Regions from separate parts of the Mus musculus genome. Here region 2 is linked to region 1. The links are chromatin loops, found by intact Hi-C in ENCODE. Cell type or tissue: heart. All regions are shown on one strand.

Evidence for each region. Peaks named below come from ENCODE experiments on the same cell type or tissue, not always from the same donor. Only the 100,000 strongest peaks of a DNase experiment are listed, where the experiment ranks them.
Region 2: it touches region 1 in a loop (9-fold over the local background); 28 of 42 quality-filtered maps call a loop at or near these places.

Annotation. Positions count from the first base shown.
Region 1 is chr17:25,799,279-25,804,278 of GRCm38, forward strand. No RefSeq gene overlaps it. Among named protein-coding and RNA genes, the nearest start is that of Metrn, 4.7 kb to the left of the region's middle. In heart, a CTCF peak has its summit at 1,974 (motif pointing left); DNase peaks (open chromatin) are centred at 1,953 and 4,003; H3K4me3 peaks cover 881 bases; H3K27ac peaks cover 1,597 bases; H3K27me3 peaks cover 965 bases.
Region 2 is chr17:25,729,739-25,734,738 of GRCm38, forward strand. Rpusd1 (RNA pseudouridylate synthase domain containing 1) reads left to right here. Exons shown (of 6, transcript NM_028009.4): 6 at 631-1,726. The coding sequence ends at 1,040. It also overlaps a transcript of Mslnl not described here. Among named protein-coding and RNA genes, the nearest start is that of Mslnl, 3.8 kb to the right of the region's middle. In heart, a CTCF peak has its summit at 2,529 (motif pointing right); DNase peaks (open chromatin) are centred at 1,539 and 2,533.

The DNA.
Region 1 (5,000 bases):
AAAACCAATCCCTGTCTGAGTTGCCTCTTCCATGCTGTGAGCAGCTCACTCCTTGGTCAGCAGTAAAGGTTTGCCTTCTTGAGACACTTCAGTTAGAGTGGAGGTCTCTTTCTTTGCAACCTCAAATTTATTTCTAACAGAATGAAGCCCGGATGATTCTATCGTAAACCCTTGACGTCCGGGTTTGGATGTTGCTTTGGTCTCATATCATATCTTCTTTCCATGTCCTATCTCTCTCTCTTTTGGAATAGGAGAATGAATTCTGTGCTGTTGTATAGTGGAAGTATGTAACTTATTTTTTACTTTATAGGAGTTCACAGTTAAGAATTTGTCAGGATGGTAGGGAGGAGGTGTTGCCATGGTGTGCAAGGCCCTGAATTCCATTCTCAGCACCCAACAACAATAATAACATCCTTTAAAAGTAGAAAGTGCCTGGCGTGGTGGCACATGCCTTTGATCCCAGCACTTGGGAGGCAGAGGCAGGCAGATTTCTGAGTTTGAGGTCAGCCTGGTCTACAAAGTGAGTTCCAGGACAGCCAGGGCTATACAGAGAAACCCTGCCTTGAAAAAAAACCTAAATAAATAAATAATAAAATAAAATAAAAATTTCTAATAAATAAATAAATAAATAAATAAATAAGAGGCCACCTGAGACGCTGCAGCTATTGAGAGGCAAAGGCAGGTGGATTTCTGTGAGTCTAGGTCAGATTGGTGTCTTTGCAGAGAGTTCCAGACCTTCTGGTTATATGATGAGATCTTGTAATCTATCAGAATAAGTAATATTTGGGGCATAATGACACATACCTTTAATCCCAGCACTTGGAGGCAGAGAAAAGTAGATCTCTGTGAGTTCAAAGCTAGTCTGGGCTACATAGTGAGTTCCAGGACAGCCAGGGCTATTCAGAAACCCTGTTTCAAACAAATAGAATATGTAATAAATAGTGGCGCACACCTTTAATCCCAGCACTCAGGAGGCATAAACAGGAGGATCTCTGAGTCTGGAGCCAGCCTGGTCTACTTAGAGAAGTTCAAGACAGCAGGGATGACATAGAGACCTTGTCTAAGAAAACAAAACAAAAATAAAAAAAAAAAAAAATAAATAACAAAGTCAGATGGGCTGGAAAGATGGCTTATCAGTTGAGAACACGTTACTGCATTTGCAGAGGACCTAAGCTGTGCTCCCAGATCCCACATCAAGAGGATCACAACAGCATGAAACTCCATCTTCAGGGAATTTGATGCCTCTTGTCGCCACAGGCAAATCCACTCTCATGCATGCATGCACGGGCACACACACACACACACACACACACACCTAAAGGTAAAAAAAAAATGTAAAAATTAAATCATAAATACAATATTTTCAGCCAAACAGTGGTGACACACTCCTTTAATCCCAGCACTCAGGAAGCAGAGGCAGGCAGATCTCTGTGAATTTCAGGCCAGCCTGGTCTACAGAGTGAGTTCCAGGACAGCCAGGGCTACACAGAGAAACTCCATCTTGAAAGACAAATAAATAAATAAATAAATAAAATAAAATAAAATAAAATTCAATGGAAAGGCATGGCAAAAATAAAAATGGTAAATTCAGCCGGGCATGGTGGCGCACGCCTTTAATCCCAGCACTCAGGAGGCAGAGGCAGGTAAATTCAAGTAGTTCTCTACCCAACCCCTTTTAAATAAGTGTTTTCAAGTGTGGAGTCCCGGGGGCAGGGGGATTTCTGTGGTTATAATTTTAAAACTTTAAAATCAATCTGGAAACAGAAAGAAAAAAAAAAGAAAAATATGACATGCCTGATGAAATTATAGCAGACACCAAGGCCTGTACCGAGGATACAAGACACCTCGGGCAACCACAGTACAACTATCCAGCCTGAGAAATTGCAGCTACTTTGGTAATTCTTTGGTACTTCCCATTGCAAGCCACTGAGGCAGAAAAGTAGTCTCCAGGCGCCCTCTAATGGTAATATGGGGATGAGCTGGCCAGTCTCAGAGTTGAAGTCGTCCGACCCTAACCTCCAAGGGCAATGGCAGGAGACCTAGCAGTAAGAGGTAACTGCTAGAGGTTACTAAGGGGTAACTTGGTCTGAAAGAAACACTCACCTGACCGGAGTCTCTCTATTAAACTTACTCTTCCCATCTTCATCTTCTAGCACCATAACAATGATTCTGTCACGATGGTAGATTCTAGACAGGTGCCACTTCTCACACTGGTCAGGGAAAGGGACCCTTGACCATCATTAGCTAGCAGAAGTCTGATGCCCATGGGTATAGATCCCAGAAAGCCATGAGTAGCCTCAGGGTCCAACAGAGCTGCTCCTGGTGCTTTTAGATACCCAGAAGGAAAATGAAGGATGAATGAGAGAGCACCCCACATCTCAGAGAACCTTTAGCTGTTTATGCTCAAGCTTGGGGACTTCCTTGAATGTCTCAAGACTTTGTGCCCTTACCTTAATAAATGAGTTGCAACCGGGTGATAGCAGCGCACACCTTTAGTTCCAGCACCCAGGAGGCAGAGGCAGAGGCAGGTGGATCTCTGAGAGTTCAAAGCCAGCCTGGTTTACAGAACTGAGTTCCAGGACAGCCAGGACTACACAGTGAAAGACTGTATCTAAAAACAAGAAGAAAAAAAAAACAAGAAAGAAGTAAAGAAAAGAAGGAAGGAAAGAAGGAAGGAAAGAAGGAAGGAAAGAAGGAAGGAAGGAAGGAAGGAAGGAAGATGTCTCTTTTTATTTGATCATTACTATGATAGATGGATGGATGGATGGAAAGATGAGAGATAGATTAAAGTGTCAGAGTCAGCTAAATGCCTCAAAGACATGCTCACAGGCCAATCTGATGGAGAGAATTCCTCAGTTGAATTCTCCCTTCACACATATATTATGCTAACAACAAAAATTACCCATCATAGGGGTTGTCCGGGCTGGAAATCACACTGAGACCTGTTTTCTGTACTGTCTTCCCCAGGGCCATGTACTGCACTTGTGGATGCAGTGGGGACAACAGAGGCCTTGGTTGTTATGAGTGTCACCACTCAGGCACCCCATCTCCAGCCATACTGTCCCCTGTTACACAGGCCTTTGCAGGTTGAGGACATCAATAATGTATGTGCAGTATGCTGGTCCCTAAGCAGAGTGGAGGGTAAGCAGCCCAAACGTTCAGCAGGAGAGCTGATGGGAGACATGCAGCTGGTTCCCAATGAACAGGCCATCCAATTGGGGCTATTCGGGGAAGAGCTACAAGTGAGGAGAGTTGACAGGGATTAGAAAGCCAATGACTCCAGGACCATGGAGATTTGAACAAACACAACCACAAATATAACCTGAAATCTGACCTACTGACAGAGGGTGAGTTTGGGTTTCTCCTTGATCTTGTGAGAAAGGGGGGACAAGTTTCCCACCTGCCTAGGACTGCCCCCTTCACAGATAGCAGATAACATTTGAAGCCAGGTAGGGGCTAGATACAGGTAACCTGAGAGCGTTCCTGTATCCCTTAGTGAGCCTGTGGCACCAGGACCCTTACAGCCAGGATTAAATGTGTGTCCTGCTGGATGGAGCTGCAAGGTGGAAATAACGATGGGTGGGGGCACCAGGGGACCAGGAAAGTGCATCAATGGTACCTACCCCCTGAGCACTGCCTTCCCTTGCTGTACCCAGCTGGACCTAGGCAGTTTCAGGGTGGTTCAGCCATCAGCCCCTTGAACACAGAGACCTCATCCAGGATACAATCATAGCCGTCAGCTCCCAAGAAGTCTCAGGTTTCCAGCCATTCCCATGGTTTCTGGATACATCTCCCCCCCACCCCATTAGCCTGGCACTTCAGGGGGTTGGGCATTGAGGTTTCTATCTCTGTAGTTTTTCATTTGCTGAGAAGCCCCCCCCCCCAACACAAGCCTAAAATGCAGCTGCTGATTGATTTGAAGCTGAGCTATAAATAGCCACTGGCTCCAGCCAGGGCCAGGGGAAAATATCCCATTGCTAGGAGACGACCGTTGCCGGGAGACCGCCATCACTAGGCGACTCGTGCTGCTGAGGTGTCAGCTGGGCCCTGAGTCATCCTCAGTCTTGACAGGGGGTGGGGCCAGGCCAAAGCAGAGGCCAGCAGAGAACCTCAACGCTCTCACCCTGTCATCAGGGCAGCCAGACTGATGTTCCACCTGCTTCTCTCCTGTGCACTTCAGCCTCTGGCTCTTGGCAGGGACAGGGTGGAGGAAAAGGAAAGGGCGGAGGAGTATAGGGAGACAGGAAGAGGAATGGAAAAGGACAGAGGGTAAGTAAAGAGGGAGAGAGAAGAAAGGAGGGTAGAGAGGATCGGGGGCATAAAGTATCTACCTGAGCTCAGGGTGACTCACTTGAAGGGGTCGCTCCCCACCAATACTGTGCACTCAAGGTATTCCTCCTTATAGCCCAACTACGTTTCCCAGAAGGGGTTCAGTGAGGGGAACGACCTGGGGAAGATGTGACCCAGCTGTGTGTCTCCCCAGCACTCTCCACACTAGAACCCTGAAAGGCCATGCCTGGAACCTCCTGTGGTAAGACTTAGAGACAGTGTAGAGCTATCATCATCACTCTAGGCTTAGGAGTGATCCCATGATGCTCCCTCCTCCCTCTCTATCCGAGCCAAATGTGCCAGCAGCCCTAGTCTTCATCATCCCCATTCTGTGGAGTTGGACCTTAGAAGCCTGGATAGAAGACAGTGTTCTCTGCTCTGACATCAAGGCAAGGGTGAGGAACATAATAATAGCCTTAGATGAGGGGTGTCTTAAGAGAGGGGTGCTTAAGACAAGTAAGACTGACCCGTGAAGAAAGCATCCTGGTTGAACTGGCCCTATATGCTACCCCATATTCTGTGCAGGAGACGAAAGTCCCTGGTCAGGCACTTGGATATTGTCTGACACAGTTCTCTCAGGATGTAAGATGTTCCAAAAGCGTCATCAGGAATGAATGATGCAGGAATCCTCCGTGGAAGGTGTTCCAGAAGCCAGCTTCCCTATCATCATG
Region 2 (5,000 bases), 70 kb before region 1:
AGAGGCAGGAAGATCAGAAGTTCATACCTATCTTTTAACTACGAAGGCGCTCTCTGCCAAGCCTGACAGCCTGAGTTGGAGTCCCAGACAAACATGGTGGAAGGAGAGAGGAGAATCTTAGAAGGTGTCTTCTGAGCATTGTGAAATGGTGGCGCACGCCTTTAATCCCAGCACTTGGGAGGCAGAAACAGGCAGATCTCTGTGAGTTTGAGGCCCATCTGGTCCAAGACAGCCAGGGCTAGTTTGAGGCCAGCCTGGTCTACAGAGTGAGTTCCAGGACAGCCAAGGCTGCACAGAAAAGAAAAGAAAAAAAAAAAATATGTATATATATATATATATACCCTGTCTCAAAAAAAAAGTTGTCTTCTGATTTACTTCAACAGTGTAGCATCAAGCAGGCACATGTAGGAACACAACACACACACTCAAAATTAAAATATACTTTAAAAAAACTTTAAAAGGAGAAAGAAGAGAGTTTATTCCTCAACACTGTAACACACAGCAGCAAGCCGGGGGGCTGCCCGGAGACTCCGCAGCCAACCCAGAGAACTTGTTGGATACTGTAAGAGCAAGGGATGTGACAAAGAATGGTTTTCCTCCCAGCCTGACCTCCCGTCCCTGATCCCATAGGCCGGACACACCAGCTTCGTGTGCACTGCAGTGCCCTTGGCCACCCTATCGTGGGTGACCTGACTTATGGCCAGGCTGAGGACCAGGAGGACCAACCTTTCCGCATGATGCTGCACGCCTTCTACCTACGCATCCCCACACAGGCAGAGCGCGTGGAGGCCTGTACGCCTGACCCCTTCCTGCCTGCCCTCGATGCCTGCTGGAGTCCCAGTACCTGTGTTCAACCCCTTGAACAGCTCATCCAGGCCCTGAGGACTGACCCTGACCCAGACCCTATGAGTGGAGGGCCAAGGCCCTGCAGCCCCTCCACCCCACAGCCCAGGCCAGGTCGGCCCCCTCCTGAGACTGAGGCACAGAGAGCATCGTGCCTGCAGTGGCTATCAGAGTGGACACTAGAGCCGGACAACTAAGGGCCTCTGGGCTTTGGGGGTTGAGAACCACACCATCCAGCAGCTAGGCAGCCATGATTGCTGAGGACAGGGTTTTCGGGCAGTGGGAGAGATGCCCAGTAGGTAAGTCTTCTCTCGCTCGGCATTTCTCCAGAGGAAGCTCAGGTTTTCCTTCTGGTACAGCATTCTGCCTCTTTAGCCCCAGGCTTGCCCAAACCCCTAGCCAGGAAGGGCAAGGCCAGGAACGAGGATCCCCCAGGGCCCCACAGTGCCTGAGAAGGACCATCCTGGCATTAGCCTACCTGGACTTGGGTCACCTGCAGCCCCCAACCTGTCTCTTGCTGCCCGCCACTGTCATGTGCCTTTGCCTTTCCTGAACTCTGCCAGGGCCTCACCTCCTCTGCCTGCATCTAGCGCTTGGCCCCAATGCATGGGAGTGTGTTGGGGCATCTACAGAGGCATCCTCCATGCATGCCCAGTCCTCTAAGCCTGCCATGGATGCCGCTTCTGTTCTATGGGCTCCTAGCTGGAGCGTTGACATGTCACCACCTGCCTGGCTTCCACATAGCCATAGATTATCAGCGCCAGCCTTCGGGTCCTCTCCTGGGAGCCTTCTGGGCCTCACATGTCTGCCACAACACAGCCACAGCACCCTGGCTGTAGCTAGGGTCTAGGATTAAGAATAAATGTTCAGTGATCAATCTTGAGAGTGACCATGAGCATATCTGATGTGGGGTACCCTTAACCCTTCCTTGCTGAACCTGGTAGACCTCTAGCCTGTGACTGCTTAGCAGGACCCACTGTAGACCTCAAGGTCATGGCTGCTGCCGCCCTTCCTTCTCACAGGCAATGAGAAACTCGAGGGTTCTCAGTAGGAACCAGAAGATGGGTCTTAGGCCCAGGCCCCAGAAGGCCCCTCCCAGTTAGGAGCATTATAGCAGCTTTAAAACAGAGTCTCTGGGAGAGCCACTGTTCATGTTGACCTGTAGCCTAGGTGCCCAGAGTCCCAGTGCTCATGGGAGGGACATCACAAAGCCAACGTTCCCTCTGAAGTCTGCCTGGCTACTGCTCAGTCCCTCCCCATTGCAGTGTCTTCTCAGCTGCCCCCACTCTTGGCTTTGGACTATAACTCCCGTGATGGACCAGACCAGAAGCCATGCCCACTAGATCTTGGTAGATATTTCATGGAAACCGGGGCCATGAGGCCCTGCTTCTGCTTCCTGTGCCTCAGTTTCCCAGTCTGCAAAAGGAGAGCTTGGAGTAGACTGAAAGGCTGTGCTAGCCCCCACTGGCCACTCACGAAGTTTTTTTTTTTCCTTTTTCCTTGTCTTTCCATGGGGAGACACAGTTCTCTTCCTGTTGTGCCTCAACCCCTTGGTTAGTACAGGCCTAGTCATGGTGGTGATCTGGAGGGATGGCTCTGCAGCCCCAGGCTCTGGGCACTCACTTCCCTGGCAGCCAACTCCTAAGCTCTCACCTCTCTTCAGCAGCTGTCATACCTGTTATCACCACACGGGGGCACTGCTGGGTCCTGTCACAGGGCTCTAAGGAGCATGCTCCACAGCTTGTGACCTGTAGGGAGTGGGGCTGGGCCAACCTCACAACTTCATGGTTCTCAGGGGTTCTTCTCTGTCTGGCCTCAGACAGGGATCTATCAAGATTCCCAAAAGACTTTCCTGAGCACCAAGGCACATGCCAGATACCGGGGCAGCTCCTGCATAAGGAGGCTGCTTTCAGACGGAAAAGAGAGAGCCATTGCCTCTGAGAAGCCAAGCCAGCACCAATGGCAAATTATCCCAGAGGGAACAAGGCTGGGCTTAGCTCAGCTTAGCATTCATGAAACTCTGGGTTCCAACCCCAGCAGTACATTCAAGCAAGCAAAGCAACAAACAATCCTCTATGTGGTGGTGCACACCTGTAATCCCAGCACTCCAGGGTGGGAGGCAGACGATCCCAAGTTCAAAGTCCTCCGCTACATGACAAGGTGGAAGCCAGCCTGCTGGAAGAGAGCCTGTTTTACAAAGCAGTTTTGGGGAGGACTGGAAAGACGACTCAGTGGGTGACGACACTCTTGCTGTGAAAGTGTGAAGACCTGAGTTTTGATCCCCAGAAGCCACACAAAGCCAGACATGCTAGCTCACAGTCCCAAGTTTCTACTGTGGCATGGGAGGTAGAGACAGGAGACTCCTTGGAAGGGTATGGGCCAGTTAGCCTGATGTATGCAACTCTGAACTATAAGACTTATCTCAAGCCGGGCAGTGGTGGCGCATGCCTTTAATCCCAGCACTTGGGAGGCAGAGGCAGGTGGATTTCTGAGTTCAAGGCCAGCCTGGTCTACCGAGTGAGTTCCAGGACAGCCCGGGCTACACAGAGAAACCCTGTCTCAAAAAAACAAAACAAAACAAAAAAACAACAACAGCAACAAAAAAGACTTAAGCAATATGAAAGATAAGGCAAGACTAACACTTGACAGGACTGTCTTCTGATCTACACACACACATGCAATCACATTCATACATACATAAACACATACATGCACTCACATACACATAAACACGTGCACATACACACATGTGCACTCATACATAAACGTTTACTCATGTGCATACACACAGAAACACATGCATTCACATACATAAACACATGCACTCATACACATAGACATGCGCATGCATTCACACACAAGCACATACATAAACACATATACTCACATGCACCAAACATGTACTCATACATACACATAAACACATGCACTCACATACATACACACACTTAAACATACACATATTATTACAAAGAGAAAGAAGCAAATCCCCCATGGTAGGCATGGCCCTGGTGGAAAAGGAAGCAAAGCAGTGACTGGCATCATAGCCAGCACCCTCCAGGGCACAGGAGCTTCAGGTGGGTCCCCAGACAGGGCCAATGCTCCTCTCAACTTCCATGACCCATCCTACCTCCCAAAGGACAGGCCAGCTGTGGGAGCAAAAGAATTCAACCTCATGGCACAGGCTCTGCCAGATTTGAGCTGTGCCAAGTGCCTAGGCAGCACCAGTATACCAGCTATAGCCTGCCCTCGGGGGAGAACACCAGTGGTCAGTGTGAGGGGTAGGAGAGGTCTCTGAACTATCCCAGTAGCCAAGTACAGAGTGGAAAGTTGAGGCCACGGAGAAGTGAGATAGATGGAAGGCAGGCAGACAGACCAAGTTGGAGGAAAGTTGGAGCAGAAGGCCTGGGCCCTGCTCCAGAAAACACTCCAAAAACTATGTCTGCCTAGAAAATCCCAGCCAGTCCTCATGGTCTCCTGGGCCCCTGTACCTACTTGATTAGCACCTGCTCCCATGCCAGGTGGGATGTCACCTGCTGAGGCTCCAGAGTCCCAGTGGGGGACCCAGCTTGCACATTCGCCCTCATCTGTGGCTATGAGGCAGGCAAGGTTGGAAGGATATAGATTAATTAATTATACACGGCTCCTTGGAGGAGGGGCCATCTAAGACAAGGCTAACCTGGCCAGCACTTCAGACAAGGTCAAGCTAAGCAGGGGCAGTGTGCGGAAGGCCTTGCTCAGGGCTCTCTGGCAATGGCACTTACTGTGTGCCCTAGAGCCACTCACTCAGCCTCTCTGGGCCCCCCTATACTCATCTGGAAAGTCAGGATTTGAACTAGCGCAAGGCTGTGGGAGGGTTCAGTTAGCCACAACAGAAGAGAGGGATGGGATGTGGCCATATCAGCTATGACTCTACAGCTATGATCATTTGTTGATCCTGGGCCTAGGGCTGCCCTAGAGGTCAAGCCCACACTGGGCAGCCAAGTATCTGACCTCTGCCTAAGCTAGAATGTAGAAACTCTCCTCCAGCCCACCTGGGACCTGGAGGTAGGTGGAGACCCCACCACATGACACCTCCTCCCAGGAGCCAGCTCCGTGTCCAGAGCAGCCTTTTAAGCCAAAGCAGGAGATGTAAGTTAGTGGTGGAGTACTTGACT